Linked DNA regions of Homo sapiens: region 1 is linked to region 2. A link is a contact called in ENCODE Hi-C or POLR2A ChIA-PET data. All regions are on one chromosome and are shown on one strand. The core of a region is the stretch at or near the end of the contact, and the rest is flanking DNA. Distances in the headings are between cores, read along the strand shown.

Region 1 (4,224 bases), core at 473-2,972, 36 kb after region 2:
CACTCTCACTATTTCATTGCCATTGTAATGCAGCTCCTAGTGAGTACAATGAGGCAAGAAAGAATAAACGAGAATGCATCATGTCTTACAAAGGAGCAATAACTCTCATTCTTTGTCAGAAGCATGATTGTGTATATGGAAAGTTGTATATGTGGAAGGTCACCAAAGTGCAGGATAAAACGTTAGTATACAAAATCAGTTGCATTTTTATATGCCATAAAAAAATTAGGAAATGAATTTTTTTTTTTTTGAGACGGAGTCTCGCTCTGTCGCCCAGGCTGGAGTGCAGTGGCGCGATCTCGGCTCACTGCAAGCTCCGCCTCCCGGATTCAAGCCATTCTCCCGCCTCAGCCTCCCGAGTAGCTGGGATTACAGGCGCCCGCTACCACGCCTGGCTAATTTTTTTGTATTTTTAGTAGAGACGGGGTTTCACTGTGTTAGCCAGGATGGTCTTGATCTCCTGACCTCGTGATCCGCCCGCCTCGGCCTCCCAAAGTGCTGGGATTACAGGCGTGAGCCACCGCGCCTGGCCAGGAAATGAAATTTTAAGAGAAATCATTTATAATAGCACAAAAGAAGCAAATACTTAAATCTATCATAATTGTGCAAGAACTCAACAGAGAAAGCTGTAAAATACGATTGATATTATTAATAGAAATGCAAGGAAACTTACACCGAAAAACTTTATATTGTGAAAATATCAATTTTCCACAAACCTGCTAGATTTAATCATCTACATATTGTGTCTTTAAGGGGAGATTGCCTAGCTTATTCTTTTTCTGAATATGAATTTTAATCCATAATCAGTGCCATTATTGAGAATATTAAGATGCTTTCATGTTGAACTGATTAAAACAGCATTTGGAATAGTAAATGACATGTAATGTATGAATAACCTCCAGCTGGCCGGGTGCTGTGGCTCATGCCTGTAATCCCATCACTTTGGGAGGCTGAGGAGGGTGGATCACTTGAGGTCAGGGGTTCGAGACTCGCCTGGGGAAGATGGTGAAACCCCCTGTCTCTACTAATAATAAAAAAATTAACCGGGCGTGGTGGCACACGCCTCTAATCCCAGCTACTTGGGAGGCTGAGACAGGAGAATCGCTTGAACCCGGGAGATGGAGATTGCAGGGAGCCAAGATTGTGCTACTGCACTCTAGCCTGGGCAACAGAGTGAGACTCTGTCTCAAAAAATTAAAATTAAAATTAAAAAAAACCCTCCAGCTATCTTTTTTCTTTTTTTTAAGTGTAAAAATTATAAGCAACTATAATGAAAAGTCTTCAGAAGTATTCTCTGGGAGACTCAGGATTGAAGAGGCCAGAAGCAGAGAGCCAGCAGGTCCTAGGAGGTGGTCTACTACAAGATCTGGGGGCTCACCGCCTACTTGAAAAGATACAGAACTCCTGCCCTCAATAAATGAAAGAGAAGTTGAACTACTCTGCAAGTCAGTTTTCATCAGTATTCATTTTCTTTCGAATCGTTGAAAGACTGAAGATGCCTGTTAAAATAGGTCTCTGTAATAATCCTGTAGGAAAAGTTTGCCAAGGTTTTCTGATTTTGAACCCAAATATTGCTTAAGCATCTGGGGCACAGCTCCAAATGTATTGAACTTGCTTCTCCCCCTTGCCAATGTTGCATAAGGCCCTTTTCAAAGCCATCTTAATTCCATTTTACCAGCAGTATAGACCACACACAAAGTGGTGCTTCTGGCTTTTGTAATCAGAACGCAAAGGCACCATCCTGCCAGTACTGAAGTCAGCCAAGCCCAACCCTTTGCAGGGAGCTCCTTCTGGTGTGATGGCTGATCAGCCTGCTGGCTTCAAGAAGAGCTCTCTGAGTACCAGCATAAACAGCACCGGTATAAACCAATCCACCAAGGCAAAGTTTTGTGGAAGAGCCTGGCAGGTTCCTCACCCTATACCCATCCCCAATGCACCCTGTGACTCCACTCCCTCCGCCACTCCCATCAGCCTCTCATCTGCCACCAGAATGATTTTTTTTCCTGCCTTCCTGTGGATTGCTTAAACATTTTTTAGAATGCTATTTTGATTTAGCTTTAGTGTTCTTTGGGTGTATCTCTTTAATGGTTGCCCTAAGGATCGCCTTATATATATATATATAACTTATTCTACGGTTGTCAACATTTTACCAGTTTGAGTGAAGTGTTGAAACTTTACCTCTTTTTATAACTCTCAATCCTCCCCCGTTTATAATATAATTGTCTTAAATATTTCCTCTACATACATTGAGAACTACTGCATAAGCCAAGATTATAATTTTGTTTCAACTGTCAAATATAATTTAGAAAACTCAAGAAGAGAACAAAAGTCTATTGTATTTACCCATGCTTTTGGCTTTATCATTCTTTCTTCCTTCCTGATGGGCCAAGATTTCTTTTTCTCTCATTTTCGTTTTGCTTAGAGAATTTCCTTTAGCTATTCATTAGGGCAAGTCAGCTGGCAACAGATTCTTTCAGTTTTTTGTCATCAGAGTATATCTTGATTTCCGAAAAGGAACGAAAAGTTCCTGAAGAATATTTCGGCTATACAATTCTGCATTGAAAGTTCTTTCCAGCACTTGAAAAATGTTTTGCCATTTCCTGCTGGCCTTCATGGTTTCTGATAAGAAATCCACGTTCGTTCGAATTGTTTTTCCCCTATAGGTAACATGTTGTTTCTGTCTGGCTGTTTTCAAGATTTTTTTCTTTGTCTTAATTTTCAGAAGTTTGACTGTGATGGGCCTTGGCATGGATTTCTTTAGGTTTATCCTGTTTGGGATTTTCTCAGCTTCTTGAGCTGTAGGTTTTTGTCTTTTGCCAAATTTCAGAGCTTTTAGCCATAATTTCTTCAGTTCCACATTTTTCTCCTCTCCTTCTGGAACACCCATGGTCTGAGTATTAGATTTTTTGTTACAGCAGTCTCACATGTCCCTGAAGCCCTGTTCTTTTTGTTTGTTTGTTTGTTTGTTTGTTTTTTAGTCTATTTTTTTCTCTGTTGTTCAGATTGGGTAAATTCTATTTGATCCTCAAATTCTGATTCTTTCTTCTGTCTATATTCTGCTGCTGAGCATATGCCTTGAGTATTTTATTTCAGTTATTGCAATTTTTAGTTCAAAAATTTCCCTTTGGTTCTCCCTTATATCTTTGATTTCTTTGCTGAGACTTTCTACTTTTTTTGTTGTTTCAAGCATGTTTGTAGTTGCTCGCCAAAGCATTTTTAGAATGGCTGCTTTAAAATCTTGTCAAATAATTCTAGCAACTCTGTCATCTAGGTTAATTGTCTTTTCTCATTCAAGTTGACATCTTCCTGGTTCTCAGTATAACAAGTGATTTTTTTTTTTTTGAAACCAGAACATTTTGGGCATGATGTTGTAAGATTCCAAATATTATTTAAATCCCGTGTTTGAGCAGACCTCTCCTGCCTTACTATTGGCAGATGAAGGTGAAAGTCCAGGTTCTCCCCTCATGGGGAGTGAGTGTGGGAGGAGTGTTCCTTGTTATTGGCAGGCAAGGGTCGGGGTTCAGGCTCCCCAGTAGGCTTCCTTTGATACCACCCTGGTTAGGAGGGTTGAAGGTGTTTCATTATTGCCTCCCTTGACGCCATCGTATCAGGGTGACCTCATTACCATGGAACAGTGGTGAAAGTTCAAACTCTCCACTCTTCTGACACCACCCCAGAGAGGAGGGGGAGGAGTACTTTGTTACTGCCTGGTGGAGGTGGACATCCAGGCTGCCCATGTGGTTTCCATTGACACAGGGAACGAGGAGGCTCCTTACTCTCCAGCAGGGATGTTCCGCTGCCTTCCTACTCAGCCTTCTCTGACCCCACTGGGTGTGGGGAAGGGGTGGTGTGAGGCACGTCCTTACAGTCTGGTAAGGGTGAAAGTCTAGGCTCCCCATTTGGCTTTTGTCCCACAGGGTGGAGCCACAACTTTTTTTCTGTCGTGTTTGCTTGCAGCAAAGTGATTATTGTCTAGAAGTTTTCTGTCTTGCTAGGCTGTCCTTTTCCTGGTCCTTTGGCTAGAAAGAGCAGACTTTTCTTGGAGGTTTTATGTTTTGCGTTTTTGTCTGTGGCTATTGATGTTTCTAGGTTGCTGGCTTCACCAGCACCCAGTCAGGAAGATGTCAGACAAAAAGAAAATTCTGGGAATTCGCAGCCATGTTGTTCCTTGGGTCCCAAGGCCCCTAAATGACTGTGCCTTTTTCTCTCTGCCTTTCAGTCTTC
Region 2 (4,044 bases), core at 452-2,951:
CTGGGTTCAAGCAATTCTCCTGCCTCAGCCTCCCGAGTAGCTGGCCTTACAGGCACGTGCCACCACGCCCAGCTAATTTTTGTATTTTTAGTAGAGATGGGGTTTCGCCATGTTGGCCAGGCTGGTCTTGAACTCCTGACCTTGGGTAATCCGTCCACCTTGGCCTCCGAAAGTGCTGGGATTACAGGCGTGGGCCACCGCGCCTGGCCCATTTTTCATTTTTAGATTGCCTCTTTCCCCCATGAGGGCAGGAACCTGGTCTGTTTTGTTTATTGCTATATTCCTATTATCTGGAAGAAGAACTGACACAGAAGGGGTGCCACAAATTCTTGTTAATTCTCTTCGTTTACGTTATGCAAGGTTCAAGTTCTTCCCAAATAGAATATAGCATGGAAGTTCTCGCAGGTGCTCTCTCTCCTCAATGCAAGACATGGCCACCTCTGAGATACAGTTGGCTCACCCCTAAAATGCTAAAGCCCAGCGATCACACAGGCGCACATATTAGAGCACTTCCTTCTCATAAACTTCCAGAAGCAGAATTACTAGATCATGAGCTAAACTCCCAAATTAACCTCCTGAGAGGTCAATGCTAATTCCTTTCCCATCAGCAGTACTCCATTACGGTGTACTCTGGGCCTTCAGGCAAATAATAATGATGATGATGATGATGTTGATGATGATGATGATAGTGTCCTCTTCACTCTTTGTTAACTGGAAAATAAACAGATCTTTTTAGTGGCAGGGAAACTTCTGGGTTATCAGGACTAGTGAGGTCCTGGGATGGGCTTTTAGGAGAAAAGAAGCTCTTCTGGCAGCTTCCATCTCTGAAATTATGTCCCCACCAATACTGTAAATTGTTTCCCCATGATGCCAAGTCATGTTTATTCAGGAATTCATTCACTTCATAATTCCTTTTGAGTATGTATTTTGTACGTAAACTCCAAACTTTTGCCAAGCTCAAGAATATTCCTTGAAATAAAGGAATTTGGCCAGGCATGGTGGCTAACACCTGTAATCCCAGCACTTTGGGAGGCGGAGGCGGGCTGATCACCTGAGGTCAGGAGTTTGAGACCAGCCTGGCCAACATGGCGAAACCTCGTCTCTACCAAAAATGCAAAAATTAGCCAGGCACAGTGGCAGGCGCTTGTAATCCCAGCTACTTGGGAGGCTGAGGCAGGAGAATCGCTTAAACCTGGGAGGCGGAGGTTGCAGTGAGCCGAGATTGTGCCGTTGCACTCCAGCCTGGGCGACAGAGCGAGACTCTGTCCTCCCCGTCCCCGCAAAAAAAAAAAAAAAAAAAAAAAAAAGGAATTTATAACTATCCTGGCATTTAGCAGTTTACAGGGGGGTTTCACTTCCGTTTTCTCATTTGGACCATGCAAAAGCCAACTGAGTACAATTCTGCCCATTTTACAGATGAACAAACCAGAGGCACAGAGGAGAGGGATTTGCCCGAGGCTACACAATACCTGTGAGTCACAGCCAGGACTAAGGATCCTGTGAGCTTCTCAGCACATGCCACTCCTTCCTACAACACCCTGCCAGGTCCACCACCTCCGTAAGTGGAGAATCTTAACGAAGGGCGACCTATGCACGCACCTGACTTCTGAGCTGAGGAACAGTAGAATGAAGGAGTTATTTTTAAATGGCTTTTACCGAGCCTGTGATGTCATTTCATTGATCACGCTGGGAGATGCGGTGCTGAGTTGTGCTATGGCAACTCGATTAAGGCTGGGAACTCCATTTCCTAGAAGCCCCTCCCTGCTGTGTTTCCGGGTTAGAGTTGGCCAAAAGAGAACCTTGTGCAAGAATTGTAGGGCGGAAGGCGAGCAGCAGTCACTGCCCCTGGCAGGTTTCCCGTCAGATACAGTGAAGGACAGAAACAGAGGGGCCCTGAGAGGCCCTGCAGCTCCCGGTTTATCCGGCTCTCTCCTCTGCTCCCTCCCAGCTAACATTTCCTGCTGTTGGCTCTGCTACCCAACAGCTGCCTCGGGCCCACCACCAGGGGCTTGGCTGTCGCCCCACATGGGGCGGGAGCTACGTAGAGGCCACAGCTCCCATAAACCTCTCCACGAACTCCCCCTCCGCGGCCCTGCTTCGGTGGCTAGATGTGCTTTGGCTTCTGGAATTTTCCTGCAAGCTCTGATTTGTCCAACTGCACCAGTGCTTCCGGCAACGGCTAGTGACTCTCTGATCTTCTGACTCCTCCTTCCAGACATTCACTTCCCCAGCTCTTCCCACAGCTGTGAACGGTTTTATTCCTAGAATACTCACAGTGGCTCTGTTTCCCTGGCTGAATCCTGTTACGATACTTACAGATTCTGCTTTACATGAAAAACAGCATAAGAAAAAAAAAATGTTCTGGAGTGTAAGGCAGAATTCCACCTGATACTTAGAATCTATATATCTCATGTGCTTGATTTATAGATTGGATATGTGGGAACTAAGGAAAGAAGATTATTCAATGAACCAGTGGAGGAAGAATCGTGTATGCTTTCAGTGTAGACCAAACTGGGGAAATAGATGAGAAAGGAATAACTGAAAAGACATAACCTTCTTTATCTTGTTTTTCTAAGCTCAAAAGATGGAAGAGGGGAAGGAATTGGTAGTGAAGCCATTTTTGTAGTCTGGAAATTTTCTGTCAAGTTTTACATAATTCCTTAGGGCATACCAAAGAAAATAATCAGTCCTGTCTACCCTCTAAGTAACTATCTTCTCTTGAAAGAGAAAGGAGTGATTCTTATTTAGGAAATCTAGTTCTTTAAATATAAAATACGAAATTGAGCCTGGGCAACATAAGGGAGACCTTGTCTCTACTAAAATTCAAAAAGAATAAAAATTAGCCAGGGGTGGGGCGCAAGCTGATAGTCCCAACTATTTTGGGGGCTGAGGTGAGAAGATCGCTTGAGCCCAGGAGGTTGAGGCTGCAGTGAGCAATGATCTCACCGCTGCACTCCAGCCTGGGTGATACAGTGAGACCCCATCTCAAAATAGATACATTAATTAAATTAAATGTGAAATTACACGTGAACAGGAGCAAACCGATGTTCAAGGATTCTTAAACATTATAAAACCAACAGGACAATATCTACCTGGTTAATGCTGAGGTGAATAGTCAAGGCTCTAATGTTAATAAATAAATACATCAAAGATCTTTTCCTTTCTCTTCCTTATTGTAGCCTCCTCTCTTTGCAACAGAGAAAGGAGGTCTTAGAACAGTTTCCAGTGGAGAAGAATTTTGAAATTCAGCGTTTTCTTCCTAGCAGTCTGTATGTATGTGAATGTTCTATGCCATTGTTCTTTCAAAATCATACTTGTTTGTCTCCCTCTTCCACCCTCACGCAGTGAGCGTTTTCACCCAGTGTCTTTAAAACATGCCTGCCTCAGGTGGCTGGTCACTTTATCAAATAAAAGGTGGCTGGCTTTGCCAATTTCTTTTCCCTACTCTGCATTAATAAGCCTGGCTCACAGTGCAGTAGAATTTTATTTCCACCAAGCAAATACAGATTGCTTTCTCCTTGGCTGCTTTTTAAAAGTCTTCTCACTCTCACTTGTGTCTAGATCATCCACCCATCCCTGCAGCACTAATGCTGACAGTGGCCAAGAGTATGAAATGTTCTCAAGCCAGTCCTGAGCCCGCAGATTCCTCCTCGGCCACTGGTCACAGGAGTGCACAGGGGGACCACTGTGCAACCCAGACAACCACCAGCTCATCCTCACAAAGAAGAGATCGTCTCCACTCCTGGGACCCCCTGAGACTCCCAGGGACCCAAACTCTTGGCTCTTGGCTCTGCCTGGAGTTTTATCTCCAGCTTGCTGGGTTTACTACCAGAGTCCTAGTTCTCTAGGGCTGCCGTAACAAAGTACCACAAACATGGTGGCTTCAAACCACAGAAACGCATCCTCTCGCACTTGTGGAGACCAGGCATCCAAAACTAAGGTGTCCACAGGGCTGTACTCCTTCTAGCTTCCGATGGTTGCCAGCAATCTTTAGCATTCCTTGGCTTATGTCCGCATCACTCCAATCTCTGCCTCTGTTGTCAC

Evidence for each region. A loop is a pair of places that touch in the nucleus more often than their neighbours do. ChIA-PET counts read pairs that join two places held with the same protein, here RNA polymerase II (POLR2A).
Region 1: a map of sigmoid colon shows a loop between it and region 2 (5-fold over the local background). The contact joins two enhancer-like sites. A Hi-C loop is called at or near these places in 1 of 168 maps with a recorded cell type or tissue (sigmoid colon). POLR2A ChIA-PET finds 5 or more read pairs at or near these places in 5 of 52 experiments (A673, MCF 10A, PC-9 and 2 more).

The regions. Positions count from the first base shown.
Region 1 is chrX:41,044,470-41,048,693 of GRCh38, forward strand. No RefSeq gene overlaps it. Among named protein-coding and RNA genes, the nearest start is that of USP9X, 39 kb to the right of the region's middle. Within about 2 kb of position 1,723, at least 5 of the 41 ENCODE cell types and tissues checked have a DNase peak (open chromatin) inside an H3K27ac peak, as active enhancers do; they include sigmoid colon, where a contact is called at or near this core.
Region 2 is chrX:41,008,535-41,012,578 of GRCh38, forward strand. No RefSeq gene overlaps it. Among named protein-coding and RNA genes, the nearest start is that of USP9X, 75 kb to the right of the region's middle. Within about 2 kb of position 1,702, at least 36 of the 41 ENCODE cell types and tissues checked have a DNase peak (open chromatin) inside an H3K27ac peak, as active enhancers do; they include sigmoid colon, where a contact is called at or near this core.